Regions from separate parts of the Mus musculus genome. Here region 1 is linked to region 2. A link is a loop called in an ENCODE intact Hi-C map of the cell type or tissue named here. Cell type or tissue: left cerebral cortex. All regions are shown on one strand. Each heading gives the region's core, and the rest is flanking DNA. Links, peaks and the distances in the headings are about the cores only. Region 1 has its middle 20 kb from the start of Rgs4. Region 2 overlaps Rgs5 (regulator of G-protein signaling 5).

Evidence for each region. Hi-C counts contacts between places; a loop is a spot of excess contacts. Peaks named below come from ENCODE experiments on the same cell type or tissue, not always from the same donor. Only the 100,000 strongest peaks of a DNase experiment are listed, where the experiment ranks them.
Region 1: it touches region 2 in a loop (2.4-fold over the local background); 3 of 42 quality-filtered maps call a loop at or near these places.

The regions. Positions count from the first base shown.
Region 1 is chr1:169,719,726-169,736,323 of GRCm38, forward strand. No RefSeq gene overlaps it. Among named protein-coding and RNA genes, the nearest start is that of Rgs4, 20 kb to the right of the region's middle. In left cerebral cortex, for the core only: no CTCF peak of the experiment used is centred there; DNase peaks (open chromatin) are centred at 6,872, 9,863, 10,389 and 10,554.
Region 2 is chr1:169,667,763-169,684,360 of GRCm38, forward strand. Rgs5 (regulator of G-protein signaling 5) reads left to right here. Exons shown (of 5, transcript NM_009063.4): 2 at 9,065-9,175; 3 at 14,993-15,054. Among named protein-coding and RNA genes, the nearest start is that of Rgs5, 21 kb to the left of the region's middle. In left cerebral cortex, for the core only: CTCF peaks have their summits at 3,065 (motif pointing right) and 6,564 (motif pointing right); DNase peaks (open chromatin) are centred at 3,080, 4,257, 4,815 and 6,565.

The DNA.
Region 1 (16,598 bases), core at 3,516-11,515, 53 kb after region 2:
TGTGCACATTCAGTCCTGTGTGTGTATGTATATACAAGTGTGTATGAGCGCTCGTGTGTGAGAGTGAGCATGAGTGCATGTAAGTGTGTGTGTGTGTGTTATTTAAGAACAATGGGCAAATTCTGGGTGGTCTGTGGAAAGAGAGAAAACAGACACAAGAGCATGTAAGCTGTCTGATTTAAGGAAGCACCAGACAGAGCTGACTATGAGTGGTAGCTCATTAGGATACACATAGAACTGTGTGGGAGTAATAGACTTAAATTGCTCTCTGGGTTTCAGGATATTTATTTATTGATTGATTATGTTTTTGTCTACAAGCAAAGAATGCTTTAATCAATACAATGCAGATGCCTACTGCCATTTTATTTATCAACACAAGCCTCATGTGAATTCTTTCAGTGTGAGTCAGGGCTTTAAATGGAACTGACTTGGGTCATTGGCCAAGTCTTTGAACTTACAAACCAAGGCTCATCTCCTAGTGCTCACAGACAGGTCCTTTGCTCAGTCAGCCTACTCACTGGTGATCCCTTTTGCCTTTCTTATGTCGTTTGTCCTCTGTGTAGCTAATAATCCTTTGAATGATCCCCAGTTTAAAACCTTCTGCATCATTGGATCACACTGTTTCCTCTGAGTACACACATGGCTCTCTTTGAAGTATAGGCCACCATCTGGCTCTGTCTAGGGCTACCCTTTGGCCTATGTACTCACTCAAGGAGTTAACTCTTTCTGGACCTCTGTAAAGTGGGGGGGGGATAGCAATAAGATCAAGGTGGAAGTAATTACATGAGATCCTATTTTTCAAAGCATTTAACACTTTCCCAAGAATATCACAAGGTCTTGAGGACATTCCGACTCATCTTGTTAACAGTTGCTGATAACTTCAGCCCCAACACATTCTTAACTGCGGAGTAGCATTTTCTTCCACAGTAGAGCCACCATTGAAGGAAAGAGAAAAATGATGAACCCTGTTGCCTCTGGTTAAACATGACTTCTCCACTGATTTCTCACCTGCTTTCATGGCCTGTGGTTCAAATAACACGCTCATTCTGCACAAATATCTCCTTACTTATGAATGATATCAGTGGAGACCCTAAGTACCTGGAAGAGAGAATGAGTATCTGGCTAGAGAGTGAGGCTCTGAAAATGTCTGTCAAATGCACAGGCTGGGCTCAGAGCAGCAGCAGGCCTGAGGAGAAGGAAAACAGGCTGTTAGTTTTGTAGCAACATCTTATTGATTTCTACATTTTTGCTGAGGTTCAAGCTGGCGTAGGCTCTGCTGACTACACCAGCATCACTGCCACCATATGGGACTCTCTGTCATGTATTATTTCCTGTTCTATATGAATGCCTGTCATGCTGTTGCCACCAATGTTTGACTCATTCTCATTTATTTAAAAAAAAAAAACCCTCGCCACATACATCTCTGAGTCGTATGCAATCTTTTCTCTTAAATACAGATTACAAATCAAACCACGACAGGAGTTTCCTTCTTGTTGGCTTCATCTCTGTATCCCTTTTATCTAGAAATCAGTAAGAGTAATATAGAATTAGAATAAAGAATGAATTACTTTTAAAAAATAGTTCAAAGTCAGTGGAAAATTCATGTACAACACCTCAACTCAGGGGTAGAATAGAACTTTAGTACCTAAGAAAGTCAATATAGTAATATTGAAGTTTATTTCCTCTTGAAAATGAAATGGTTGGGCCGGGGAGACGGTTCAGCAGAGCTTGACTCCAAGTCTGATGTCCTGAGCCACATCCAGGGCTCAGGCAATAAGAGAGAACCAACTTTAACTTAAACTTTAAGGGTAAAGACCTATGTGAATATGGACCATATTCTTAGAAAGTTTTTTCTTGATTCTTTGTGAATTTCACAAATGCACCCCCTATCCCATTCATCTCCCTGTCCCTTCATATCCACCCTCTACCCTTAAGCTTTCCCCCACAAAAGAAAATAAATAAAATCAAAACCAAGCCGGGCAGTGGTGGCACACGCCTTTAACCCCTCCCAGCACTTGGGAGGCAGAGGTAGGCAGATTTCTGAGTTTGAGGCCAGCCTGGTCTACAGAGTGAGTTCCAGGACAGCCAGGGCTACACAGAGAAACCCTGTCTCGAAAAAAAACCAAACACAAAACACACACACACACACACACACACACACACACACACACACAAACCCAAACAATTCTTCTCATGGAATCTGTAGTATGTCACGTGTGTCTCCCAGCATTCCCTTCTGTCCATACATCTTTACTTGCAAATGTTCACTGCAATGAGTCACTGGTTTTCTTTGAGGTTTGTAGCTTCTCTTACACTACCAATACTGGATCCTCACCAAAACTCCTCTCAGATATCCTTCATTGCCTCATATCATGGAAATCCTGCAGCTTTGGATCTGGCCCTTTTATCTGCTCCAATAGTTCATAGATGGGGTAGATGTTGGGGTAGGCCAACCAAAAGCCCTGGATCTGGGCCTGGGTGTTAGCTGAATTGGTCAGCCTGGCAGTTCTCCCCTACTATCCAGGTGAGGGATGAGACCATTTCTCCCACCCTGCCCATGTGGGAGGGAGGGCCATACCTCCTGCACCTACACCCTCCTAAGCCTGCTCTCAGTACCTAGGGAGGGGCTGGGACAACTCTCCTGCACTCAAGCCCTCAAGACCAGCTCATTTATATCCCCACCACCAAGGCCAGCTCTTCTACACTGCCCAGGCCTCAGTCATCAACATGACCCTTAGCAACATCACAGGCCATAACCTCACCATGGCCCTCAGGTGGCATCACTGGCTACTCACATCAGGCTGGTCCTCACTACCCTCGTGTCTCCAGTTCCTCTTCTCTACATTGTGTACACGCTGTTCTGCTTCTCTTTCTCTCCCATCTCTGCACCATTTACTTGCTCATCTTAGTAGTTCCTAGGCTTCTGGGTATCTTCTGTCATGCCCACCCAAGTCGTATAGCAGTAGGTGAGGGGGTCATCTATGAACTGCATTTTGATTAGAAATGTCTTGGCTTTCTTTCAAAATCCTTGGTTTGGCATCATGGAAACAAGGCTCAAAAAAGACCAAATAACTTGGAAAAGAAGCATGAGTCAGCATGAATGGGTCTCTATTGTACTTATCAGAATGTCAAGTGATGGGGTAGACCTGGGCTCATTTTCTCATTAAGCAAATCCAACCCTTCAAATTAAAGTTTTATTTGAATAATGATAAGGAGAAAATTCCCCCTCATCAGGAAGGAAACTCACGCTATTCCTTTCCAGCTTAGGGAGTTTAGCTTATTGAATTAGGAATGTTAATATTTCCCAAGCAAATATTCTTTTCCTAGGAAAATGGAAATGGTTTACAAAGATGGAAGGAATATTTGTACAATTTATCAGGTAAACAGAAGGAAAAAGGATTGAGGCAAAACCAACGTCATAAAAAAAAAAAAAGAATGGCTTTCCACACCAGTCTGACAAGACGTGTCTGACAGGAGACAGGGTCTGCTCTAGGTCCAAGAGAAAATCAGAGTTCATTGACTTCAGCAGAGCAGTTGATGAAATATGTTTTCCTGGAGGTAAAATTTCTTGTCAGACCTTTTCTCATACCAAGGATCATGAACTACTTTTCATTTTTCTATCAGTGTCTTCCCTGAACTTTTCTTTTTCTGCTGGGATATTGAGCTGAGTCTGTTCTCAGAACAATGGATTGATAGTTTGCTAGAGAACATAGCAAAGCAGTAGCCAACATCAAACTAAATGGAGAGAAACTTGAAGCGATCCTATTAAAATCAGGGACTAGACAAGGCTGCCTGCTCTCTCCCAATTTATTCAATATAGTACTTGAAGTTCTAACTAGAGCAATTAGACAACAAAAGGATGCCAAAAAGATACAAATTGGAAAGGAAGAAGTCAAAATATCGCAATGTGCAGATGATAGGATAGTATACTTAAGTGACCCCAAAAATTCCACCAGAGAACTCATTAAATCTGATAAACAACTTCAGCAAAGGGGCTGAATATAAAATTAACTCAAACAAATCAGTAGCCTCCCTATACTCAAAGGATAAACAGGCTGAGAAAGAAATTAGAGAAATGATCTCCTTCACAATAGTCACAAATAATATGAAACTCCTTGGTGTGACTCTAACCAAGCAAGTGAAAGATCTGTATGATAAGAACTTCAAGTCTCTGAAGAAAGAAATCAAAGATGATCTCAGAAGATGGAAAGATCTCCCATGCTCATGGATTGGCAGGATTAATATAGTAAAAATGGCCATCTTGCCAAAAGCAATCTACAGATTCATTGGAATACCCATAAAAATTCCAACTCAATTATTCATAGAGTTAGAAAAGCAATTCTCAAGTTCATTTGAAATAACAAAAATACCCAGGATAGCAAAAACTATTCTCAAAAATAAAAGAACTTCTGGGGGAATCACTATCCCTGACCTCAAGCTGTACTACAGAGCAATGGTGATAAAAACTGCATGGTATTACTACAGAGGCAGGGAGGTAGATCAATGGAATAGAGTTGAAGGCCCAGAAATGAACGCACAAACCTATGGTCACCTGATCCTTACCAAAGGAGCTAAAACTATCAGTGGAAAAAAGATAGCATTTTCAACAAATGGTGCTGGTTCAACTGGAGGTCAGCATGTAGAAGAATGCAAATTGACCCCTTCTTATCTCCTTATACAAAGCTCAAGTCCAAGTGGATCAAGGACGTCCATGTAAAACCAGATACACTAAAACTAATAGAGAACAAAGTGGGGAATATCTTTCAACACATGGGCACAGGCAAAAATTTTCTGAACAGAACCAATGTCTTATGCTCGAAGACCAAGAATTAACAAATGGGACTTCATAAAATTTCAAAGCTTCTGTAAGGCAAATGGCACTGTCAACAGGACAAAATGGCAACCAACAGATTGGGAAAAGATCTTTGTCAATCCTATATCTGATAGAGGGCTAATATCCAATATTTACAAAGAACTCAAGAAGTTAGACTCCAGAGAATCAAATAACTCTATTAAAAATGGGGTACAGAGCTAAACAAAAAATTCTCAACTGAGCAATACTAAATAGCCGAGAAGTACCTGAAGAAATGTTCAACATCCTTAGTCATCAGGGAAATGCAAATCAAACCAATCCTGAGATTTCACCTCACACTAGTCAGAATAGCTAAGATCAAAAATTCAGGTGACAGCAGATGCTGGCAAGGACGTGGAGAAAGAGGAGCACTCCTCCTTTGTTGGTGGGATTGCAAGCTGGTACAACCACTCTGGAAATCAGTCTGGCGGTTCCTCAGAAAATTGGACATAGTATTACCTGAGGACCCAGCAATACCACTCCTGGGCATATACCGAAAAGATGCTCCAACATGTAATAAGGACACATGCTCCATTATGTTCAAAGCAGCCTTATTTATAATAATATCCAGAAGCTGGAAAGAACCCAGATGTCCCTCAACAGAATAATGGATACAGAAAATGTGGAACATTTACAAAAATGGAGTACTACTACTATTAAAAACAATGAATTCATGAAATTCTTAGGCAAATGGGTGGAACTAGAAAATATAATCCTGAGTGAGGTAACCTAATCACAAGAGAACACACATGGTATGCACTCACTGATATGAGCCCAAAAGCTTGGAATACCCAGGATACAAATGAAGCTCAAGAAGGAAGACCAAAGTGTGGGTGCATCAGACCTTCTTAGAAAGGGGAACAAAATACAGGAGTAAATATGGAGACAAAGTGTGGAGCAAAGACTGAAGGAAAGGCCATCCAAAGACTGCCCCACCTAGAGATCTATCCCATATACAGTCACCAAACCCAGACACTATTGTGGATGCCAAGAAGTGCATGCTGACAGAAACCTAATATAGCTGTCTCCTGAGATGTTCTGCCAGAGCCTGACAAATATGGAGCTGGATGCTGGTATCCAACCATTGGACTGAACACAGGGTCCCCAATGGGGTCCCTAAAGAAGGAGTTAGAGAAAGGACTGAAGAAGCTGAAGGGGTTTGCAAACCCATAGGAAGAACAACAATATCAATCAACCAGACCCCCAGAGCTCCCAAAGACTAAACCCAACCAAGGGGTACACATAGAGGGACCCATGGCTCCAGCCACATATGTAGCAGAGGATGGCCTTGTTGGGCACCAATGGGAGGAAAGGCCTTTGGTTCTGTGAAGGCTTGATGCCCCAGTGTAAGGGAATTCGAGGTCTAGGAGGCAGGAATGGGTGGGTGGGTGGATGGGGGAATACCGTCATAGAAGCAGGGGGAGAAGGGAATGGATAGGGGATTCCGGGGTGGGGGACTGGGAAAGGGGCTAACATTTGAAATGTAAATAAAGAAAATATCCAATTAAAAAAAAAAGAAAGAAATTATTATTTAAAAAAAAAAAAACACCCGCAAGCATATCTTGAAACCCTACTAGGTGGGACTGGCATTATAAACAGTACCCTTTGAAGCTAATTCAAATAATCCTGGCTTTGTTGGACATGAGTTATGTCTTGATTTCAATCCCAGTAACACAAAGGTCCAGGAGCCATGCCCTGACATCCTGCTACTGTTCTAGCCTCATTGTCAACCATCCTTCCCTTGCTGCATTGCCTTTCAGCTAGTACTTAAATGTACAAAGCAATTCCTGCCTCCTCTCTATAACTCTTTAGCTTCAGGGTATTCACATGTGTCTCTCCCACATGCTTCAAAACTCAGCTCAGAGAAGTCTGGCTTCTGACCTCTCCACGTGGAATGGGAATTCCCCTTCCTCCTGTCTGTCCAAGTCTTACCTCTTCTCTTGGCTAAGTCTTCATTAAGTACTTGCTGCTAAGTCACACCACAAGCTGCTACCACAAGGACAGAATCCCTGCAGCTGCGTCCCCCAGCATGAAGGAAAGTATTCACTGACCTCTGAGCCAAAATAAACCTCCTATGCTGAAGTTTGAAGCCACAGCACTCTGTCATATTAACAAGAAAAATAACCGATCTACTTATATGTTTTTATTTCGTGAAATGTGTTTTCTCCCATGTTATAGTTGAATTTAAGCCATAAGAAAGCAGGCACAATAATAAATAGCTAATAAATATTTATAATAAGTAGAAGATTCTTCATATTGATATAAAAACTTGCAGACAAATGTCCCAAATAGCAGACAAGTGAAATCATTTTCTTATGTCCTATGCCTCATGCGGCTTCTGGATTTTAATACATAACGGGCCAAAGACAAGAATTTTCCATTATCACAAGCTTTATTCCTTACAAGAACACTGCCCTTGAGACATACCTTCAGAAAGAACTCTATTCATCATGGTCCTGGCTCTAGAAACAAAATCTTCTGTAATTGCTTAGGAAAACTGAAGTTATTAATAGCTGTAGACAACTCACCGAATCATTGGCCAGGCTGGAAAATCAGACTTGGACTTTCAGTTCAGACTTCTGAAATGACTTCAACACCATATGGAACTGATCGGCCAAGGAGATACTCAATATCCCTTCCCTGAGAATTATGGAGTTAGAGAAGCCACCATAGCTTCAAGGACACAGGACAAGGTCACTTTGTCATGAGCATACAGCTGACAAATCAGGAAAGCCACCTGGATGTGCTAGATTTTTGATGTTACACCCCTCCCTTACCAGTAAAACAAAGGTGTCACATCATTCTGTCTAACTCCATTTGGCATCTAAGACTTTCATACTTTTCTCTGTTTAGTAGATCTCAATTCACATCCAGAAATTTTGCTGCCAAGAGTAAGAAAAATACGTTTTTTTTAATTACTCTGAGATGTCAGCACTGATGGAGCAGCTAACAAATTATGGCATTCAGGCTTCACAGAAATCCCATAATATAGTCGACATTTTGCCCCTGGAATAGAAGAAGAGGTGGAGGGTCAGAGAAAAAAAATGATTCACTTAGAGTCTTTAGTGAGGTTATTGGTGTTAGTTAGATTTCTGCTCCTGTGGCAAAGTACCTGGGAAAAAAAGAGAAAGTGAGGGAAGGAGAGAGAGAGAGAGAGAGAGAGAGAGAGAGAGAGAGAGAGAGAGAGAGAGAGAGAGAGAGAGAGAGAGACTTACAGAAAGATTTACATGACTGTGTCGCTAAAGTATTTCTGGGATTGTGAGAAGGCAGAATATTTTGGTGGAAAGACCTTCTGAATAAAAAACCAGGGATGGAGGGAGGGGAGGATGAAGGAAGAGGAAAAGGGAAGGAGAAAGAGAAAAACAGACAGAGAGATAAAAAACAGAGACATGGACAGGGAATACGCATCCTTTCACACACACACACACAGAGTGATCTATGTCCTCCAGCTCAGCCCCATTTCCTGTTGTTCCCACCATCTCACCACTAAATGAGGACCCAATGGATTTCTGTAGATGAATCCAGAGCCGTCATCATCCAACCACTTTCTAAAAACCTCAACTGTAGACAATGTTATCTTAGGGACCAAGTCTCTAACACATAAACTTTGGGGGCATTTCAGACCCAAATCATAGCACCATCTAATGAAACACCTTTGGTCCTTCTTTCTAGGATTTTCTGTAGTTTCCTTTTCAGCTAAATAACTCAAAGACTGGTGTTACATTCAGAGTTCAAGAAGTTTGAATAGAATCTCAAGATTCTATCCTCCAAATGTAAAGACAGAAAGGGTTAAAATTTCATATATATATATATATATATATATATATATATAGAGAGAGAGAGAGAGAGAGAGAGAGAGAGAGAGAGAGAGAGAAATTCTCTGTGTAGCCCTGGCTGTCCTGGAACTCCCTCTGTAGACCAGGCTCACCTCAAACTCAGAAATCCGCCTGCCTCCCAAGTGCTGGGATTAAATGTGTGAGCCACCACTACCTGGCTCAAACATCTTAAAGTGCCAAAAATAGCTAGCTAATTTCTAGTGATATTATAACTTTGTGTTATAACATGTTACTTCCTGACATATACAGGTAAAACAAGGAATCTTTATAAGGCATCTAATATGTGACATTACCTGGCCAGATACTTAACCTGCAGAATTTTATTTTTATCTCTCAGAATCTGACCTCTGTTTTAGAAATGAGGTAACCAGGGTTCAGTCTCAGGGGGTTGCTTAAAGGTACATCAACGTGATGCTACAGCATCCAGGTGCACCTAGAATTTGAGTAGTTGGGCCTCAAAGTAGGCAAGTCAAAGTGGACTTTGTGTGGCTTTTGATATGCTTGACTTGAACACATTCTGCCCCATTCAAAGAACAAAAAAAAAGAGAGAGAGAGGCATTGCTAAGAGAACAAGAGAGTGATTTGGTCAAGGCAAGATGACCTAGCCAGCAAGCGTTATCCACAGGCATGACTCATGGGAGATGAAACAGGTTCTGCCTACCTTTATGGAATCACCAACTGCATCCCACACCAGATTAGAAATGAAGATCCACATAGAGAGATTCATTAAGATACAATTTTATCTTGAACTTGTGTAGTTAGTAAAGTTCCTTGCCTTACTTTATTTCCTGGCTCTTGAATGCTCGGGGATGGGGAGGGGAAAACACACACACACACACACACACACACACACACACACACACACACACACACTATTGCCACAGTGTCTCAAAGAGAGCCATTCTGGGTAGACACACCTAGAACCATGAAGGTGACAGGTATACCTTTATGGTAGCAACAGTGACCTCATTGTTGTCACCTACTGAAGAGAGGTTCAAAACCATCGAGTGAAGCCAGAGGGTTTTGCCAGTAAGGAGAACATTGCCAAGTACAGTTCTTGTCCTATTTTGGAATCAACAGACCTCACTTAGAGAAAGAACTGCTCACCTAAAATAAGCATCTGAGACAACGCCTAAACTTACTTGGACAGGCTGAATTCTTGGCAGAAGCTAATGTAAGAAAAAGGCGGAAGGCAAGGGAAGACCTTGTTGGTGCCTACAGTCGATCCAGTGGGAGCCAGCAGATAGATGTTCCTCCAAGACATCTGTGACAAGGAAATGCAGGTGACAATGTGCTCACCAGAAAAGAAGGCTCTCTGGCAGCACCTGTTAATTCAACTGTGTCACGTATGTTTATCTCACTGGGCAGGTGGTATGCTCACTTGGGCATCAAATGGTTATCAGGCATACTACGACTGAACGTCATGTGTTAGCTTTCATCCTGTCTGATTTGCCTTTATGTTCCATAAAGTTCTGTTGTTAGGACTCTACCTTCCCTCCCTTTCTTGCCCTCTCATCCCTCCTTCCTGCCTTTCCTCCTTTCTCGGTCTCTTTTTTTACTTTTTTCCATACTCGGTTTCCCTTTGCGCATCAAACAGACATTACTGAATACCAACTTTATTTCTGTGTTTGTTTTCCAGAAAAGACTATGACTCAGAACCAAGAGCTTAAAGTTCACTGTGTGAGGAATTCTGTGCCTGCCTCATAAACACTAATCAACATGACATTTAAAGATTACCTTTGCAAGGCTATGCCACTATATAAGCCTGTGATGACCACAGCTTTCTATGTTACTACCTGTGGAGCATACAGAAGAAACCTTCCATATGAGGGCCTGCTGTCAAAACTCTTACTGCTTTTTAGAGGAAATAATAATTTAGGAAACTACCAGCAAAAGACATAAGGCAGAGCTGAGTTGTATTCAGCCTGTGCGTATGAGCATATAGAAATGAGTCGCTGGAAACAGGAGGGCTCATTAACATTTTCCTAGAAGAGTTGGGCGTCACTAGGATTTCAAATGCAGACAAAATCTTTCAAAAAGAAGATGAAAGGGTATACAGCCAGGGGGAGGGATGAAATTACCAAGACAACAAGCAGAGAACGGGTTTACCTTCAATTTTACTTCTTTTTTTTACATCTGAATCTTTCTAGATTTTGTTTTAAAGAGAGAGTATTTTTTTCTATCTTTTACAGTATAACAAGTAGCATTTATTAATTTCTGTTCATATCAAAGACCCATTTGTACGTATGTCCTTGATGTAGATTTTTTTCCTTTGATCCATTATATGCGAGTGAACATATTTGATGGTTGCTATGCAGCCATCTTAACATGACCTTTGACCCTAACAGACAAATCACACGGTTGGTTAATAAAAGCAAAGTCCCGTCTAACACTCTCCACTGTGCTAGTCCTGCTGGTTGCAAGCAAGCTGGCTGTAAGCATGCTGGCCGCTGGTGTTCCTGAAGGGTGTCTCTGGAATGTTCCATGATTCAACCTCCAGGATTTTTTGTGTATTGAGCAAGGAATCAGTGAGACACGGGATAGTAGTAATACACACATGGATTTATTTAAAAGCCAAGAGAAAAGTATAGATGCGTTCTAGAGTGGCAGTGGGCTTAAGCAAGCACAAGGGCTGAGGAGCTGTTTGCAGAGCCCAGGAACTTGTCATTATCAAAGAAGAGTTCTCTGAAGGGATGAACCTTCCTTTGAGTAGGTGATAGATTTTGCTTAGCTAGAGGTTTGTTCAACTTTTAGGATGCTCCAGGACAGTTTGAAGGACGCTTTTACTTGGTTGTGAAGTCCTAGGATTAAGCTTATGACACAATCATGTGTCTGACCCTGTTTTCCTATCTCCTTTTGTGTTTACTTAACTAAAGCCCGAATCATTGTCATGGACTCCTTATGCCAAAAATGTACATGAACACAGCACATGTGCCTTTCTACAATACCATAATCTGCTGAGTGCCAATAAATTCACATGATTTAGTGGTTTCAATGGCAGCAGTTTGTGATAGAATACCACCAACCTCGGTAGCACGGCCAAGGCACGTGCAGGTTCTTTGACTGCAATCTTAGTTGCTAACGTAAGCTCTCATGTCGCATGGCACCCATACACAAGTTAAAGAGGCCACAGCAGAGTTTAAGAGGTTTCACAAGTGGGCTCAGGAAGAGCCTGTATTGACTGGATAACAATGAACCAGACCAGCATGGGCAGGGAGCTACTGCTGGAGCTGCTGGAGTTGAGGTTTTAGAATGGAGCTGCAGAGTTCACCTGTAGGGTGGAAGAGGCTTGGCCCTAGAGCAGAAAACTAGTCAGGAGCAGGAAATAGTGGGTCAGGCCTGGACAGGTGAACAAATGAAAGGGTAGGCTGGCAATTAGGCCACAGCAGCACAGGGGACCAAGACAAGTCAGTGTTCCAGGGGTCTGGGAGTCCTTCGCCTGTTGGTTGGTATGGGGCTATTGTGTCACTGTTTCTGTGTTCATCATTTTTTGAGGTCCAGATGATCATGTCTAATACATTTTGAGGCTTGCTTTCTCTGATATGATTTTAACATGCCATGAGTCTCCATGTTTCAATTTACTCCACTGACTTTATTGGGGTGGCTCAGTTTTTACTCCTTGGAATGTCATGCATTGGGCTGTGCTGGGTGGGTACTCTCTGAGATGATGCAGGTTCTGGGTCAAATGGAGCTAAAGAGCTACTTGTGAAATGACATCTCCTAGGGCAAGGCACAACCTGAAAATCCACCATTTTCTACAGTATGGACAATCTTAAGGTGCATAGCCTGATGCCAAACATATAGGGTCTCCTCTGGTGACTCAAATACCCTGTACAAATCTTTCAGAGAAACAATAGCAAGAGCTGGACCAAATATTAATAGAAAGGGTCTGTAAAGGTCTTAGCAGGTAAAGGTACTTGTTGCTACAACTTCAGACTTGAGTTTAATCTCTGGGAACTGAGTAGTGGAAGGAGAAAACTCTTTCAGGTTGTACACTGACCTGCACATGTGTTCCATGGCACATGCATGTTTCTGCCATAAGGACTCAGCAGCCTAATGATACCCCATTTACTGGCATCTCTCTTGCTATGAAGAATTCCTGTGCTCTCTCTGTCTCTCCATCCCAATCTTTATCTCTGTGTCTTCCATCTCTCTCTCTGTCTCTTCCTCTCTGTCTTTTTCTGTCTTTCTCTGTCTCTCTCTCCCTCCCTCCTTCCCCCCCCCTTCTCCTCCTTCTTAACCTTCAGCCTATGAACTTGCCCTCTCTGGTCCATGAATTTCATTGTTCAAGTTTTTGAGACAAAAACCCAAAAGTTACTTGCTCAGCTTTTGAGGCCTTTTGAGTTTCCAGGACCCCAGAAAGGCCCAATGTTTCGTAAAGATACTTCCCACTATTCCCATATCAGTAGAACATTGACTATACAAACATGATACATGATGTGTCACTGGCTTGCAGGTACATTCCCCTATGGAAAACAGCTAGTCTAACTAAAGGAAGTATCTACAACTAACTTCCTCTCAATCTGATTCAGTATTTGGTGTGAGACTTTATTATCCTCCTCAGGGTTCTCAGAGTGTCTTTATAAGAAGGAATGTGTATTCTGAGTAGCTTGTTTCCACTCTACATTCCTTATTTTCAAACATATTCCTCAAAGATGCCTGAGGTAAGCCACAAGTTTTGGACTCGTGACTCCTAAAGATACGTGTCTCTTGAGCTCTCTCAGCAACCACAAGCTCTCAGCCCACTATCACTTAGTGCCCTGTCACCTTTCCCTTATTTTTGTTGTTTGTGCTCTGGGAATGATAGTTATAATTTAAAAAGCTTTATGGTATTATGGGAAGAACATAGAAGTGCCTGGCTGAACACTCAGTCACTTATTAGCTCTGAATTTTCATCTCCTCATTTGTCAAATGGAGACCATAACAATAACATCCAATAATCAGGCTCCTGTGAATGTAGATTCCGCCAATGTGCCTTGTGACTTCCTGATCCCTAGTAGGGTAAGTAACTGGGACAAGGGTCTTTCCCATCAGCCTTCAAGTTCCTTATATGGAGACTGTATTTCTTGCAGAGCTCTGACACTGCCTGACTGTTAGGACTGTTACTGTTGACCATAGATCTGTTTCTTCCCTCCACCCCGCTCTCTTCTCTTTGCTTCCCTTCACTTCCATTCTTTCTCTTCCTCTTTTCTCCCTCTTCCTTCCCTCACCCCTTCTTGTTTCAAAATTACTCCCTGTTAGTAATTAGCTAGTTGGTTTTGTCAATTTGGGAAGGGCCATCTGGGAAGATGAATTCAATTTTAAAAAAATGCTTCCATCAATTTGGCCTGTAGACAAGCCTATCATGCATTTTCTTGATTAATAATTGATATAGGAAGACCCAGACTACTGTGGGTGGTAACAACCCTGGGCCTGGGGTATATAAGAAAGCAAGATGAGTGTGTGAGTCAGGGTTTGTATTCTTGAACAAAACATCATGGCAAAGAAGCACATTGGGAAGGAAAGGGTTTATTCAGCTTGTACTTCCACATTGCTTTTCATCACCAAAAGATGTCAGGACAGGAACTCACAAAGGGCAGGAAGCAGGAGCTGATGCAGAGGCCATGGTGGGTGCTACTTACTTTCCCTGACTTGCTCAGCTTGCTTTCTTTCTTTCTTTCTTTCTTTCTTTCTTTCTTTCTTTCTTTCTTTCTTTTCTTTTCTTTCTTTCTTTTTTTTTTTTTTTTTTTGAGACAGGGTTTCTCTGTGTAGCCCTGGCTGTGCTGGAACTCACTCTATTAACCAGGCAGGCCTCGAACTCAGAAATCCGCCTGCCTCTGCCTCCCAAGTGCTGGGATTAAAGGTGTGCACCACCACTGCCCAGTCAGCTTGCTTTCTTATAGAGCCCAGGACTACCAGCCCAGGGATGGCACCACCCATATTGGACTGGGCCCTCCCCCACTTGATCATGAATTGAGAAAATGTGTTACAGCTGGATCTCATGGAGGCATTTCCTCAAGAAAGGCTCCTTTCTCTGTGATAACGCCAGCCTGTGTCAAGTTGACACAAAACTAGCCAGCACAATGAACAAGCCTGGAGAATCAAGTCGGTAAAGAAAGAAGGTTCCTCTGGGGTCTGTTCCAGTTCCTGCCTTGAATTTGTTTCCCTTGAGTTCTTGCCCTGACTTCCTCCCATGATAGAATATAAACTTCAAGGTGAAATTAATCCTTCTTTCCCAAGATGCTCTTGGTCATGGTCTTTATCACAGTCGTCTAAGGAAAGTAAGACAATCAAACACCAAATCCCTAAAACACCCGTGGAGCTGGGACCCTGTGAGCCTTTATTAAGTTCTCAACTTTTACTTCAGATGAGTATTTTCTCTTGCCCTAATCAATTTTATTGGAGGCTAGAAAATTTAACATCACACAAAATTGCCTCAGATGATACTAAACCCTTAGTGAAAGATCCATGTGAGGTGGTTACTGAAGACAGTGCAATTCAAGGGCGGGGATAGTTGAAGCTTCTATGAGCCAAAGATCTAAGATCTCAAATTGAATTAGTTTTAGTCCCAACTCTAATTGCTGATAGTGAGATTTTTGAGCAAAGAACTCAACCCCACTCAGGTCTTGATAGACTCATGGGGTAGAAATATTGGAAGAACTGAATGGCTTAACATGTATAGGGTTCTATTTCCAGTGCTAGCTAGGTTTAATGACAATCCTAACAAATGGCTATATTTAAAAATATAGCCAAAGATTTCTTTTCAATAGTTTCTTCATTTTCCTTTACTTTCCATGGATCTTTCCATTTATACTCAAAATTGCCCATGTACATTAAATTTCTCAGAGTATTTTATTCTAAAAAAAAAAAAAAAGCAGTGCTGAACTCATTTTTACTGCTGAGATCACAGAATATCCATGTTATTTTGTTGGTTATCAGTGAGCTAAGGGCCCATAAATCAGGCAACAGAATTGGAGGCAGGTGTGGCGACTGCCTGACCTGTCATTGGTAATTAGTCCATGGACTGAGTCCAAGTGTTAATGGAATGATAAGAATTAGATAGGCTGCTAAGTAGCTGACTATTATGGAAATGCCTGTACAGCTGTGATCTGGATTTGCTTCAGTATTCAAGGTCTTAAATATCATTGGAAATGCATGAATATCTTGCATGGATTAAGAGGGGTATGTGAAGGAAATGGGTATAAGAAGAAACAAGTCTGTGACTGGCAGTTCAGAAGAAACAGAAGAAATGCACAAAAGTGGGGATGCAATACAAGAGAGCAGAAGAAACTGTCAGAGGAAACATTTTGAGAGAAAAGTAGACAGCAAATTATATATAGATATAGATATGGATATGGATATAGATATATAGAGATAACTCGATGATTGTATGAGCTATACTTGATCTGTGGGGCTATATAGTCTTGAGTAATTTGGCTCTCTATGCATCAGATTCTCATCTATGAAAGGAAGGTGATGGATATTTACATTTTCTTCATCATGGTTGTGATATGCATTAAAAGAATTAGAGCAGATAGAGTGCAACTAGTACAAAACAAATGATGAGTGTCAGTGAATCTGCTGCAGATGTCACTGAAGGGATGGTGCATGCTGGAGGACCGGATCAGAATATATTTTTACATATGAAAATTTACATATGTAAAGATTACATATGTAAACTAATATATGAACACAGTGTGAACACACATGACTTATTATAAATTCTTCTTTCTGTAAGTGGCTCCAGCGATATCTTCCCTGCTATATTTCATTTCCAGCCCTCAATCACAGGCTGGGAAAAACATCCTTGTGTTTTTCAGGAAATGACAGGAATACAGTAGACTTCGGGAAGATTCCATCACATCAATACTCCAGAGGCAGTAAGCACCCAAGGAAGTGGGAGGAGCCAGAAACCCTGCTTCCTCCTTCCA
Region 2 (16,598 bases), core at 2,936-10,935:
TACAAAAAAAAATTACCAACTTCTTGAATCATGTTAAATGGAGCCATTATTTTTAAGTTTCTTGTTTGAAGCTCTAGCATCTCTGGGGGTCGCTCCAGGATCTGCTGGCTGGGTATACATATCATCCTGGGTCGAGCTGCTGCTTTGGGTTTGGAACTATTATGGGTGCTGTCTATCCATCTTTCCACTCATGCAGTCCCACCATCGCCCTGCGTGTGTGAAAATGGGCAGCAATGTGTATCTGTAGTAGGGTGGAACTGCCTAGTCCTGGAGACTGATAGTATTGTGGTACTTTATCCAGGAGAGTCTCTCTCTCTCTCTCTCTCTCTCTCTCTCTCTCTCTCTCTCTCTCTCTCTCTCTCTCACACACACACACACACACACACATTTTCCTTCTGTGTCTCCAACACTGTTTATCGGAGGAAGCTATAGTGTCTCCTTATGGAGAAGAAAGACTGAAGTGGAATACAGGCCTCGCCTTCATCATCGTCCACTCTTGTAGAAGCTCAGGGTTACAAATCCCCAAGTCAAAGGACTATTAGGAGTTAGAGCTGGCACTGGGAAGTTGCAGTCATTAAATGAATAGACAGAGTGATGATGATGACCGTGGTAACAATGGTAGTCATCACAGTGGCCATCACGATGGCATACTGTTTATGTACCAGGGACTGGACCAGCCTTTACAGTTATCCCTTGCTCTCCTCACAGAAACTTCTTACACCATCTCCTAATTCATCCTAATTGTATAGCTCTGTGGTTGAGGTGCAGGGATACACAGCTTGTGTAAATTCACTCACATAGTAAGTGGCTAAAGGAAAATGAGATGATCCATTCCAGACCAATTTTGGCAGATAAACAAGTCTATTCATGGTTAGTTGTGGTTATATTAGCTAGATTAGTAGTCATTTCTCAGTAGCGTCAGCATCAGTTTTTGAAAGCAGGACCACTGTACCTACAATGGAACCAAAGTGAACGCATACTTTTAGCTGACAAGCTGATGTAAAGTGTTTACGTAATTCATTCCTCAGTAGCAACAAAGTCCCGGGTATTTGTGTTCTGCTTGCACCAGGATGAAGGATTCGCTAACCCATGAGAGAATCTGAGTTGAGATTCTGATGCCCTTGTGGTTGATATTAGACAACAAGAAACCTCAGAGTCAATGATCAAACCACAGAGGCCATCTCCAGGAGTGAAAGGTTAGCTCCCTCTTTACAAGCCTGATTTAACATGGACGGGGATCCACAGTGGGCTTACCAATTCAAATCTGAGCATTACTCCTATGACTAGAGAGAGATTGGTATGGAACACACATTTTTTTAAAAGTCATTTGTAGCAAACAGCCCATTATCAATGATCTTGATCAGACTAGCAGGAACAGGTAGAGATGGCCTGACCCGAGGCTGGACTTTCTAAAAAGCTTTCTAAAGTGTTTATCACCACTGAGAAGTGCATATCTGGTTAGAAAGATGCCCAGTGCCCTACACCTATCTCACAGCGTATCAACTGTGAGCAGCTAAAAGTATAACAGCTAAAAGGCTAACAGATTTGTCTTTGGCTCCACAGAAGATTTTCTTACAAGTAGTAGTGTGTGGCATGGGGCAGGCTCACAGCAAAGATGCTGCTCATTAGACTGTTAAGTAAGTGAGCAGAAGAAGAAACTGCGTATGGCCCAGGTTTTGAAATGGTACTCTGTCTTATGAAGAAGTTAGCTTATCTAGACAAGTTTTCTGTTGACTACCTCTGTGTGTGTGTGTGAATACACACACACACACACACACACACACACACACACACACACACACACACACACACATTTGTGGAGAGGCCAGAGGACATTATCATTCTTCAGGGTTCTTTCTTTCTCTCTCTCCCTTCCTTCTTTCCTTCCTTCCTTCCTTCCTTCCTTCCTTCCTTCCTTCCTTCCTTCCTTCCTTCCTTCCTTTCTTCCTTTCTTTCTTTCTTCCTTTCTTTCTTTTTGAGACAGAGCCTGTCACTGGCCTTTAATTCACAAAGTAGCTTAGTCTGCCTAGTGAGAACGTAAGGATCTGTGTGTCACCAACTCTCCTACCTGGGGACTATATGTACACAGTGCCTGGCATTATTTTTTTACATCTAGTTTCTGGATGCTTCCTGCTTACGAAGTGAACAGTTTCTGGGCCCGAGCCGCCCCCACTAGTGTTTTGTGGCCTTTGCCTGTGAGGGCATCTGAGTGACAACTGTTTGGGGACAGCTCAGGTAAGAGCTGGAGCACAGAATGGCAATTGTTGTGATTAAGTCTGACAGGAAATGGTGGGAGGTAACAAGAGCTCGAAGGACGCAAGAGGTAAATGTGTTTTCTATAAATATGTCATAATTGACAGCTGTTGTCAATTCCATTTTTTTCAACCATTTTATAGTTCAGAATGTCATTTAATGTAATTAATCACATGAGCTTTGGGAGACAGCTGTCATTGCTGAAGCCACATTTCAGTTATTTAACAACGGGGACACTGTATTTTCTGCCATCCTTCTCCACTTTCCTACAGCTTACATCATCAAGGGATATTTTATACAGACTAACCCTAGGGTCATTTGCCTAAGATACTGTAAGTAAATTATGAAAATGAGGTAAGAAATTAGGTATAAATTCTCATGCAACACGCTGATGGATAGCTATAACAAACACCATGGATGTTTTGTTTTTAGCCAGATGGAAATGGTAGAGTGGTGGAGTGGAGTCTTTCTCCATCTAAATGGTCTGGTTCTGCCTTCTTCCTGGTCTTGAGAATCGATCATTGATTTTTAGCAGTCATGTTCAGAAGATTTGAGAGGGGGTAGCCGAAGATGGTAAATAAAAAGCATTCTGTGTGTGTGTGAGTGTGTGTGTGTGTTTGTGCGCGAAAACAAGCCCGCGTGTGTGTGTGTGTGTGTGTGTGTGTGTGTGTGCTGGACATGTTTTCATGGGTATTTATTGGGGAGGGAAGATAACACATAGTCTTTTCACCTTTGTGGAAGAAGCCTGCAAGGTTAGCCAGATCCAAGGTTCTTTCTACAGCAATTGTAGCTCATGCCTCTTCATAGCCAGCAGGGGGCATCTGCAACAAAGATTTGGGTTGCCTTGAATTTTACCCTGACCAAGGAAAAAAGATCAAGTCTTTTGGAAACCAGTTTTGAAAATGAGGTCCTACACTCCCCAAACTCCTTGCAGAGAGCCTTTCTTTGTGAGGAGTGTTCTTGAACTGTGTCTGGCGTCTAGACTTAAACCTTCCTGTGTCTACCAGATATGTCCCAAGCACAGGACCCTTACTGCCCCTCTGTCTCTTTAACATGGTGGAATGTAAGTTTTCTCCTTACACCCAGGTTCTCTTCTCATTAAAATAGACCCTATATAAGTGATCTGAATAATTGAATACGTGCACCACTTAAGCCCCGCCCACCAGCTTTTATCTTGTTTTCCATTTTCTTCTCTTTCTTGTTTTTATTTCGGGGGGGCTGGAAATCTACCCAGGCTCTTGCCCATTCTAGGCATGCACTCACCAAGCTTCATCGCCGGCCTCGGCTTCTCACTTCTCTGTCTCCGGTTACTTTAAAGAAAGAAACAGAACTCAGCCACTTTATGGTCCTGGCAGTCATCTGGTGGCTTTATGTGTCTTCAGTCATGCTAGGTGATTGCCATGTTAAGCAGTCAGATTCAGAAGATCCCAGGGAGTTGGTGGGGGTGGCTGAAGATGGTAGCTAACAGGTGTGTGTGTGTGTGTGTGTGTGTGTGTGTGTGTGTGTGTGTGTGTGTGTGTGTATGCATTTCCATAGGAATTTATTGTTTTTTTAGGAAGCAAGAACACACATCATCTCTTCATTCTTGTGTCCCATCAGTATTTTCTAACGATGGGGAAATGCCTACTATGTAGTTTCCTGTGTGCAATGAGCCCTTTGGAGTTGTTCCAGACACTACCAGGGCCAGAAACACCATCTTAATCCTTGAAACATCTAGAGTCAGAGCCTCTCTATCGGCTCTCAATCAAGTTCTCTTGAATATAGTTCTATTTCAAAAAAAAAATTCATCCAGCCATACTTCTGTTTGTAGTGTCCTGGTGCTGGCCTTGCACACATACATCTAAAGGTTAAAACTTGCATCCAGTCTATTCGCTGGCAGGAAAGACTAAGATGGTCTGTGGCTTTCTGGGATTTCTATCCCCTGGCCAACATCCCACACAGGGAACAGATTTTACCATTGCACAAGGCTACTACTATTCAGACCTTTGCAGCTTGAAAAGTGTGACTCATCTCCAGAATTCTCTCCCTCTGATTAAATGCTCCACCGGGCATTTCCAATTGATTTTATTTCAAAACAAGTTTTCTTTTTCCTTGTAACACAAAAGGATAACAGACCCAAGGAGACACAAATCATTTGGTGTTAATCAGCATTAATGTAATTTAGCCAGAGGGAAGGGCCTAGTGTGCAGTCGAAGAAAGCGAGGGACCATAGCTGATGTGGTAAACACATTAGAAAGTTCTCCTCTCCAGATAGAGATGATTTTGAAATTCAATTAATGTCAGATACGCTCAAGTTTATCTAGAAACGGGAAACGAATTTGGTGAGTTTGAACCTCTTTGGCTTTCCCATTGATTTGTACTATTCCCACACTGTGTGAGGCTCTGACAGGAAGGAAGGCAATGGAGGGTGAAGCTCTTTTCTGGGAACTCTTGAGAGCCATGCAGTAATTCTGTGGGGTTTTTTTTCTTTCTTTTTCTTTTTGGAGGGTTTTGCTTGCTTGCTTGCTTGCTTTGTTCTTGTGAGGCTGCCAAGTATTCAGACTGGCTGGAACCTTATCACTGGTTATTTTCATTGGTTACTGCTTGGTGAGAGTGAATGCAATCTTACTCATCGTACTCATCCTTCTCTTCAGGATTACAAATGAATAAGTAGGTCAGTTCCTGATGAGCTTTCAATGTCTTCTTCTTCAGCCTATATATACTAGGCCAGGGACAAAGCCTCAGCAACAGAGTTCTCCCAAGCACACTGTTCCCTCTTTCTTGCATTCCCAAGGCCAAGAGGAAGAGAATACCTGGTGTTCTGGTATAGGTATCAGCTCTGAGAAGAGGAACACACGTGTATGCATGCTTGTATCTGTGTGTATACACAAACACACACATAAGTGTATATATTATAAGTATTATATATCTCATGATGTCTATGGAGCAAAGGATAACTTTAAAGTTCTCATCTATCCACCTTTGCGTCCTATATGGTGGGATTATAGGTCTTTGTCACTATGCCCAGTTTATGCAGTTCTGAAGGTCAAACCCAGGGCATCTTACACACCAGGTAAACAACCAATTGAGGCTCATCATCAGAACATGATTTTTCAAAAAATAAGTGATGTTATAAGTAGTACGTCTTTTCTAGATCACATAACACACACAAATGGCCACTGGACAATTGATATAGATAAAATGTCTCTAGAGTTTTGTTTCACTCGTGTGTGTGTGTGTGTGTGTGTGTGTGTGTGTGTGTGTGTGTGTATACCATCTTAGGAAATGAGTGATCATTTATAAACAATCCTTATGGTAAAATGCATCGATAAATGGACAGATAAAGACAATTTGATCCAACCCAAGTTAATAAAATAGTTGGCCTCCTCTTTACATGGAAACATTTTTTTTGAAGAGCCCTTTCTCTACCTTTAACTCTTTCTTGCACACATGCCAAATATGTCACAAGCTTGGTGCAGCATGGTGGTCCCTTGTCATCTCCATTGAGAATAGGAAGACAGGATGACCACATTCAATACCGCTTTGTACTATGAACTGCATTACATTTCACAATCAAGCAATCCATCTCGCGGCCTTCTCTCTGCCCTGAAAGGTCAGTCAGGCTAATGTTAACAGATTTATAAGAAACAAAAATGATCTTGCTCAAGTGAGTGACAACTGGCCATTCTCCAACTCTACTTCTGCTTCTTTTGAGAAGTTTCCTGGACTTACCCTAGTGGGAACTGAGACTATCTGTTCAGGGTCTGCTTCCTTCCGGAAACCCCAGTGGAAGAGTTCAATGGGCTATAGGCATCTTAAAAGCAAAGACCAAGGCCTATGGGTGTTTGTATATTTATTATGTACTACCTGGCACAGAAAACATAATCAATTTGTAAATTCGCAAGAAATGAATGACTATTTTAAACTCTGTTGTTACCTTTACCCCTTCATACTTGACTATTGCTCTTGCATGAGAAATTGTAAACCAGCACCTTCCTGCCTTTTACAAAAGCAAATGACTCCAGTGAAGCAAGAGAGAAAAGAACAAAGAAATAGAAGTGGGGGAAGAGGGGGGAGGGGGAGGAAGCCTAAATCTTAAAGGACCAACCAAACAATACGAAACCCCCAAACATGAGAGTGTATCACTCGTCTTTATAGAAGTGTTGGTGGATGCAATGTTGTGTCAAGTTCAACATTAATAACAGCTTTCCATATGTGCACAGCGGGAGAGGCATGTGGAGTCCAGGAGGCAGATGACTCTTTTTACTGGATAGTGAAGTGTGCCTGGGAGAAGATAGACCTTGTATCTCTGACAGTAGTGCTCTGTACTGGCCAGCAGGGGGTAGTCACAAGTGCTGTATACATTGTCCAGTCAACTCCCAATGATCAATTTTTTATCCCAGATAATATTATATGGTAGTAGTCTTACTTCCAGAGCTAGAATTTTCCAGGAGCCCTTTACAATTTAAAAAAAGTGATCTATGTCATTTTCTGACGCTTTCATTTGGTGCTTATAGGTGGAAGCCATGGGCTAGAGCTGGTTGAAAACAATAATTATGCAATTAAAGCTAGCAATTCAAATCATCTCAAAAGTCTGAGAACTTAACTATTTCACCAGACCCAACTTCCAAGCCAGAAACACTTAACATCAGGTAGTTTGTGTAACTTGTAGAGCCTGAACTCAAAGGGAGAACATCTCACTCACTGTGTAATATAAGCTGTCGCTTCCCCTGCCCCGCAGCAGATGATTTCCAATTCCCATCACAAAGCTTTGTTTAGCTAAGATACGCTTGATGTTAAGAGGTCGGGGGCTGTGCTCACTCACCGGGAAGTTTCTAGAGAAAGAACAAAAGTAAAATGAAACAGAGATGAAAAGACACCTCAGAGTTAACTATTTCTAAATCAATTTCTACACCATATTTTGAGCTAGTAGGACATTCTACATGGTAATTGGGTATTTGTGGCTTTTGTAAGTTGCAAGACAGGGCTTTCTTAACTGTGACTCTAAGATGCAAAATTGTTAATGTTGGTTGTGTATGTTACCTCTTTGCTATCTCTATGCACCAAATAGAAAAGTATGTTTTCGATATCAAAATCCTGTCTGATTATAATGTGAACCCCTCATAGCTCTTTAAGGCTTTGCTTATGATTGGTACTGACTTGGAGACCAATGGTAACAGATTGGTAAGAAATGAAATCGAGATAATTTTAGCTCATGATGACAAATACTATTGAATATTTGCTAGGTTGCCAAGCAACTGTGCCAGGCACAGAGATTAAAAGGCATTTAAGACTCGACTCCTACCTTGAAAGGGTTCTTCTATACAGCTTAGAAAACAGGCACAAATCAATAGCCCTAATGCAATATGATAAGCCCTATCCTCAAAGTGCATGTGGAGGGCCACAGCGACAAAGGAAGAACAGTCTAGGGTTTCCTAATACACAACTGATCTGTGAGTTACTATCTGAGATTAGGGTTTAGGGCTGGAGAGATGACTCAGCTGGTAAATGTACTTTCAACACAAGCCCCCATAACCTGAGTTCCATCCCCAGAAAACACAACAAGCTTGTTGTTGCGGCTTACATTTGGAATCTTTCCACTCCTATGATGAGGTGGGAGGTGGAAACAGGAAAATTACATGAGATCTCTCAGAACATTTAGATTGGAATATTCAGGGTAACAGAAATGATAGAGACCTTGCCCAAACGAAGTGGTAGGAGAGAATCAACTCCCAAAAGTTGTCCTCTGACCTTCACAGATGTGTCATGGCACATGTGAACACACACAATTATAGATGGATGAATGGATGGATGGATGGATGGATGGATAGGTAAAGACAAACCGATGAGTAGATAGATAGATGATTGAGAGATAGATGCATAGATACATGAACGGACAGACAGACAGACAGACAGAAGAAAGATCTATGTTTATACAATTTCCATGGTCTGTTTAAAGTATTGAATCATGAAAAAGATTTGCTTAAAAGATTTGTTTTAAAACTGAGTGAAAATCACTGCATCCCTTCCCATAATGGGAGACTATGCAGAATTCTGACCACATCTACTTACTGAAATGCTGAAGTTAAAGGACTATTAAATCTCCAGTCCATCACTGGAAATGAGTCTCCTCTAGGAAGGCTGCTGCAAAGAGGCTACTTACAACAGCTAGAGAGGGGCAGAGCAAGGATTTTTAGAACAATTAAGCAAAAAATACTGTAATGTTATGATTGCAAATGGCTTCCAAAGACATCTAGCTTTACTCTGTCATTTTATAGAAAGGGGACAGAGATCTGGCAGTAAAAATAAAAACAAAATGGCTCAAATGTAATGCATCTAGTTGGTGGCCAGAGCCAGCGTCCTCAGGAGACTGAGAGACAGTTTCATTTAGTAATTACACCCGGGAATTGTGGACACAGACTGCTCGGGCTGGATCGCATACTCACTGGGCTGTATTAAGATATTTAAACTTCCTGTCATTCAGTTTTCCCCTCTGCAAAATGGGACAAGACTATATTACCTGCCATATAGAAATTAGAAAGTAAGAAGAGAACAATTAAGGTTGGAGTGCGATTATGCAAATAATTGGTGTCCTCTACACACCAATGATTGGAACCCACGTGTCCTGTTTTCTATCTTTATGGGGCTTTTTTGTTTTTGTTTTTGTTTTTTTGTTTTTTTTTTTTGTTTTTTTGGTTTTTTTTGCTGTAATAGAAATAAAAGAAGCCAAAGAGGTTCTTTGCATTTTCCTTTCTCTGGTGCAGAAAGAAAGCACTGTTTGAGATGTGTGTGCCCATGTGTCATTGTTGTCCCCTGACATCTCTCCTTTCAGGGCCAAGGAGATCAAGATCAAGTTGGGAATTCTCCTCCAGAAGCCAGACTCTGCTGTTGACCTTGTCATTCCATACAATGAGAAGCCAGAGAAGCCTGCCAAGGCACACAAGTGAGTCCTGAATATGGGTTCCTCTCATTTTCCCTTCAGATGACAGCTGTTTTTCAAGCATCTGCTGCTGTCATTCATCGGTAGAACTACCCCCTTCCATTATTCACTGAAAATCATCAGAGTCCTCAGAGAGCTGCTTCATAAATAGTGTATTTTTTTAACACCCCATATCTAGATCATAACAGTAAATAGTTACAAAATTAAAAGAGATAGAGTCTTGCCTCATCTTTGGAAAGATGAACTGTACTTTATAAAATGACACCAGCCACTCAGTTACTGACTAGAAGGTCAAAACATCTGATAATTTATTGGCTTGGGTCAAGTAACCCTGATCCAGTTAATTATAAGCTCTGAGCACTCAGCATACAGTAAGAGCCAAGGTTTCTTCCTTGGGAGGAAAATGCGAGCAAGTTCATGCTGATGAAAAGGCAGGCAATTTAGGACCCAATAGTTTCTTCTTGAGTATTCTAGGTTCCCTTCAAGGTCCAGTGGATGAGCCCAACTGCTACTTTTGGGAGGAATGAAGACTTTTCTTGATGTTCCCCACAATACACACCAAGCATTGCATTCCCAAATCATAAAAACCATCATATTCCTGATAGTCGTTTTAGCGTCCCCTGTCTCTCAGCTTCAGCTGTGCACATCATACCCACCCACACCCACCAGTGAAGCATGCCAGGAAAGTATGATTCCAAATAATCAAGAAGCTATGCCCATAATGAAGAATCTACCCACTTTAAGTCAGTAACATTACCCATACCGTCATCACTGTCTGTCATCTTCCATTAGGTCCCTTACTGTCTAGACAGATGCACTGAATCCTCCCATTATAGCAGATGTATCCATAGAAATGAAGAAGGGAGGCTGGACCGTCCAAAGGATGCTAACTCCTTCATTCTGCCTTCTAAAGGCTTCAAGATCACAGATGGTGTGGGGAAAGCAGAGTACCTTTGTAACTTTCATGTCTCTTGTTAAATTTAAGATTTGTGGAAATTGCCCATCCTATCCTTTGTCCAAATGACCTTCAACTTAATATAGTTGATTGGCTGGGGGATACAGAACTGGGTTATTCTGTTTAAAAGTCATTTGCCATCATCCTGAGTGGATATTTCCATTTTATTCCTTTTATTACTTCAAAGTGTTTACAAACCGGAAGTGAGGCATAATTGAATTTTCTACCTTTAAAAAGGAGAAGCTAATTCAAAGTGGAGCAGCAGGCTTCCTGGACTAGTACAGAGTAAGAACTACATCATAGCCAGCAGGTCAAAAGGTCTATTTTGGAGCAAACAATGTGGCAATTATTGACCTGTTGGGATTAACATTTTCAAGTGTAGCTCTCTATATCCTACTCTCGAATGCCACCCGGACACTTGAACCTCTTGGCTCTTAGGGAATCAAGAGAGAAATTGTTGGAGAAAAGCTGGGGCTAAAATTTATTGATTTATTTCTTCTTGTTGTCTTTCCTTCCCTTTCTTCTATCAAAAATATTATTTGTTTCTGGGTAAGACAACACCCTCCCTCCTCCCCCACCGCATCCCACCCCCCCAGTCCCCAGGGGATGCTTGTGTGTGACAGCTGTTTTCAACAGTGGAACTGAAGAGGTGCTCCTCTTCCTTTTGGGTGGGTTTCTGTGTTTTTAGCCTTCAGGGAACAACCTTGCTCTGCATGACCTCAGCCAAACTCATTTCTTCATTTCCACATTTCTCTGTGTATGTTTTCTTTTTTTTTTAAAGCCTATATCTTCTGAGGAAAAAATAAACCTCTTGATGGAAAGGTGTGTATTTTTAGCTCCTCTCATCTTTGGGCAATTGCTTTGAAGAAGTACTTTCTATTTTTTAATATACTTTAAATTCTCATCTGACTAAAAATTTGAGCCCCTGGGGGGAAAAATAGAAAATAAGCTGTCTTATTTTCTTATACCCAGTCCCAGCTTCTCTTATCATTTTGGTATTCCAAAACTGGCCTTGGCTTTTCTTCCATTAGGAGAAAACAAGTATTATCATTATTCCATGCTGGAAAAAAAAAGCCCCTTCCTCATCCTTTTGACCCTTACCCTTTCTCTTTGCTTCCATTGGCTTGCCTGCAGACTTTCTCCTCCTCCGAAAGGCCTACATCCTTGATCAAGGTATTCTTTTGAAGGCTACCTGTCTGACTTATATGACCTGCCTTGTATGACCTGTTGTCTTAGTTTCCTCTTTATCAGAACTCTCTTTTTTAACTCACAGTTTAAGAAGTATTTTTCCCTCTCCCTGACCTACTCTGCCAAGCCCCTGCATTCTCAGAGGCTCTGCTGTAGGTTCTCAGAATAAATAATAACCAAAATGTAAGCCACATACATTTAGTTTGTAATACCATTATGGTTTGTAATACACACTGGTTTACAAAATGTCAGGGGCAGATATTCTTTCATTAGGTTTTTTTTTTCTTTTAAATTCTAAATGTCCTTCCTTGACATCTGTTACCAATTTTTAACTGAATGCATTGATCTTATTGTGTTTGCCATTCTAAAGCCCAAGAATGGCCTCTACAAGTAACCCGTCAGAACCCTGGCTGATGACTAGTCACAGCAAGCCATACTGTGTGTTCCTGCAGCTGGTTAACTGCAGAGTGAGCCTTAAAAGGAAATGTGTACAATTTTATGGACCCAAAGAAGTGGCCTTCCAAAAGTCTACAGGAGTGCCACTGGCCATGGGGCAAGGACTCAATCAATGGGCATAGACTCGAGCCTGGCTGTGCTCTGTAGGACAGGAAGGAAGAATAAAGCAGGCTCTTGTAAATGATACCAATGAACTCAAGATTTGATTTCTTTGTCAAAAGCAAGACTATGGGAAAACATGGTCAAGGATAATTAAGTATTGTACAAGACACTGTAGATGACCAAACAAACCAAAACCAAAAGGAAACCAAACTTACAAACCCCAGCCAACGGTGTTCAGCCAAACTACATTCTTCTTCAGTGCTATAGATAATATTTGCCAGTATTGCCAGCAAGGGTAACAATGGCTCATTTGTTCATTCAAGTCTAAGTATTGAATTAGCTGTGGCTTTCAACAAGGTTAACTCTGGGTAAGCTAAGGCAGATTTTGTTTGCCCTTCAACTTGACACTTGTTTACTAAAAGATGTCCGATAGAGTATGCCCAGCTCATGACTCTGAGTCCATAAACATGGATTGGGTCCTCATCCAATTGCCAACAATGAGATATAAACTATAGTTGGGCACAGGTAAAAAATCTTGCCATATTTTGATGTCCATAATTGAACCTATATCTTTGGTCTTTGCAACCAACCTCATTCATTACTTAAAACTGATGCTGTGGCCATAGCAAGGAATGGGAAAAGTTCTCCAGGAAAAACACACAGTCCCTGTGGGGGTTATGTGCACTGTTACCATAGGAAAGATCCTTCCAGTGAAGGGCATTTAACAATGGAAAAAGCTCCTGCTTTCCGAACTGATGTGGTCACTTCCTCAATCAGGAGGCATTTGCACTGGGCATTCTAAAACACATAGTTAATGAGTCCTAACAAATGTTTATCTTGTCTTTTATCTGGGCTACCTTCCTCCCCATCTTTCACACCCACACAGGGAAAGGAGACTCTGCTTGCCCTCTTTGGTCAGCAGTGACCTTGCCGACCAGGATGTTCATTGGCTATTTCGATCTGCATCTATCTTGTTTCCAAAGAAGTCACACTTAATGAGGGCTGGCAAATTCTGAGAATCAGGACAGGATGAACCCATTTCCTCCTAGACTTGTAATCAGAACACTAGGCTACATGCCGTGGGGGGATGTGTCCTGTTCAACTACGCCCTTAAATCAATTTGGACTAATTTCACCCCCAAGCAGACTCGGCACATGTCCCTCTCAGGAATTTAATCTTGGCCGTGATGTGCTGCTGATATTGACCGTTACTTGGTTTTATAATGAGACCTTTTGGGACAAATTGCATCTGGTAACATGTTTAAGGCAGGGACACCTGCTCATCTCATTGTTTATTCCTGTGTGCCTTTATACCATCGAAAGAACAAGGGCAGGAAAAGCTATTTCATCTTATGAAAATACATATACAATCAGGAGGCTTAGGGCATGAACCAGGCCTACCCTTTGCTCTGAGTTAGTTTCTTATTGTTCCATTGTATAGCATGCTCTTGATTCTGAGAACACTTGGACTTGAAAGTATTCTGCTATGTGTAAAATATTGAACCCACTGTGAGCACGTGCATACAGAATAATATACATATAGCAAAAGTGCTTGGTATCAAGTAACACTGAGTGGTCAAAAGGAGTTATCATCCATATGAAAACATGCCCTTTTGTGGTTATCAATAAAATAAATGAAAGAGATATGCAAACATACTTACAAGTCATGTTCATGTCATCTCTCCCCTCTCTGTTCCTTTATAGTAACTAGGGGGGAGGATAAGAAGAAAGATAGTCCACTTGTGAGGGGTGCCCCTGTGAGAAATTCATATGTTTTTGACCTGAGATTTATGTGTTCTGCTAGGAAAACAGAACCCATCAAAGTTTATTTCACAAGATTTATTTTCCCTGCTTCTTGTTTAGTTTGGCTTTCAAAGAGAGAAGACATAAATTTGAAAAAAAAACCCTCAAATCAAATCAGGACTTAATTGACATATATTCCACAAAGAGAGTTTAGAAGGTAGTCACACACTTGAGTTAAAAGACCATCTTAGATTCCTTCCAGAGATACAATGAGAATGCCTATGCCTGAAAAATAAAATATAGATTGAAAATTGTCCCAGTAATATCAGTTGCTTCTGTCAATGATTTAAATGCCCAAAGATATAATTTCATAAGAACTAGAAAGAAGAATATTTCTGAGTTGCCTGGAACAGTTACTAAACAACCAAAGACCTTGGGAAAAACACTTCATCATTTTTGTCTCATAATAAATGTCCTGCCAGCCTGCTTTAATTGGATGGTAAAGACTAAATGTGGTGATTCAAGGATTCAGGCACTATGAACGAAGGAAGGTATATCCTGATGCTGGTGAGAGAAGAAAATTGAGGGTTGTTACAAAGTACAGTTTTGGGGCTCCTGTGGATGCAAACATTAAAGAAAAATAGTCTAACATCATCATCATCATTATTATTATTATTATACCTTGGATATTAACCTTCTTTGAAGTCAACATTTACGTTCAACATTCTGACTCAAGAGATACTAAAAACTTTTCAGAAAAAAATTAAGCTCCAAAAAGTATCATTCTATCTTAACTGGGAAGGATAAATAAATAAATAAATAAATAAATAAATAAATAAATAAAAATAAATGAATGTAGATTTTATTTTTTTATCATACTTCCAGAATGGGGTAATATCAAGCTGACTGATTCTATTATCCTTAGTGAGATGATTGTGGCATTGGGGTCTCTACCAAATATCACTTGTTGATTATGTCGGTGACTAATATGGGACATTGTGAAACATAGAACATTAGTTTACCCTCTGTGAAGGGAACACTTGTATTTCATTAAGCTATATTTGAAATAAAGATAATCTTCAGATTCACTCCTATAGAATATATAAGACAATTGGACATAGCCTCGGGACAAATGAACTCCACTTGTCAAAGAAACCTGTCTGCTTAGATTGTTCAGAAAGCAAAATGCATGCAGATACCAAGTAGGAAACCAGCTAATCAGACCTAACCATGAGAAAATAATCTATCTGTCGCCATCCTGAGGACCAATCACCAGCTGTGTCACCACCTAAGAATATCAAAGTCAAGTCATTACCATGCATGTGGTTATCTTCCTTCTTACTCTGTCCCCCTTCTTTGTCTTTATCCTTGGTTTAGGCCCTCACTGGAGGAGGTCCTGCAGTGGCGCCAGTCCCTGGACAAGCTTCTCCAGAACAGCTGTAAGTTCACATGGTTCTCAGGAGGGTCGGACCCGGGACAAAATATGTTTGTTCTACTCACGTCCTTCTCTAGTTCGTGTTCTAAACAAGTGGAGGGTAGCTTGGGAGTGCAACTGGGCAGTTGGCTAAAAGGGGAAGTCACCATGAGGACAGATATTTGAGTCTGTGTTCAGGCCTGTCCTTGTTTGTTTGTGTAAGCCACAGCACCTGCCTTTCTGACTGAGCCAGAGTACCATGCGTCCAGGCTGGCCCTCAAACTCAGAACATATCTGAGGATGGTTTTGAACTCCTGATCTTCCTGCATCCACTTCTCAAGTGCTGGGACTAAAAGTGGGCATCACCCTTTCTGTTTCCACATGCTTCTTCATGTACTCACGAGTGAGCCAGATACACTTTCTATCCTGCTTTGCCTCATAGATTGAGAAAGACTAGATTTCCTGTTGAAAAGGCCTTTGAAGAAGCCAAAGCTATCTTTGCTCAACCTGCTATCAACTGCTCTTTTGCCCTTATAAGATTGCTATCTCCACCTCTTGGCTGACCCTTTCCACACTCTGCTTCCTCTTTTGTGAGCCTCCCTTTGAGAGCTTCCTTTGAGATATAACAAAGATGCACACTCTTTGCAAGCTGGAATTACTACAACAAGTATTACTTTCCTTTTCTGTACTCCACACTCTCTACAGGTTCCTAAGGCTTACAGGACCAACTTCAAATTGCCAATGTTCAAGACTTACCACAATAACCCTGTGACTGGTCTCCAGGAACATTGAACTGTTCTCTGTTCCTGTGAGATCTCCATGTAAACTCTTTGACAGACAGACCTTGTTCTCAGATCTTCATCTGCAGAAATTCTCTTTCTTGAAGAGCTAACCCAAATGTCAGATGCCACGTCTTCCTTGGCCATTTAGGAGGAATCAGTCACTCTAAAAAGTCCCAATGCCTTTTGTCAGCACATCTTTTACAGTGCTTAGAACTGGCTATCTGTGTTCTGTTGTTTTCTTTCTGGGATATGTTATAAGCTCATTCACAGTCCAGATTTTGACTTTTTCTTCTGGGCAATTTCAAAAGACAAAGTGCATAGGGAATAAATAAATATTTGTTGGCTGACTCATTCTCAATTTGTGACCAACTTACAATGTCCAACTTATTTCTTTATCACCTCAACAAGCATGGAATATGAAACATCATTAAATGATTAAAACAATAAGAATTTCAAGAGTGCTTCTTATTGGAGCCACAATGAGTACTGAGGGCCAAGTAGATGACATTGCCTGCATGGTGAATTGTATGTAAAATTTTAAAAACAAAGTCTTACATAATTTTATTTTACGTGTGTGTTTAGTCTACACGTATTTTGGTGTACATCATTTTACTCCTGGCTCTGGAGGAGGCCAGAAGAGAGTGTCAGATGCCCTGGAGCTGGAGTTACAAAAGGGTATAAGCTACTGTGTGTGTGCTGGGAATCAAACTCTGGTCTTCTACAAGAATAACCAGTGCTTTTAACTACTGAGCCATTTCTCTAGACCTTATATCAATATTTTCCCAGT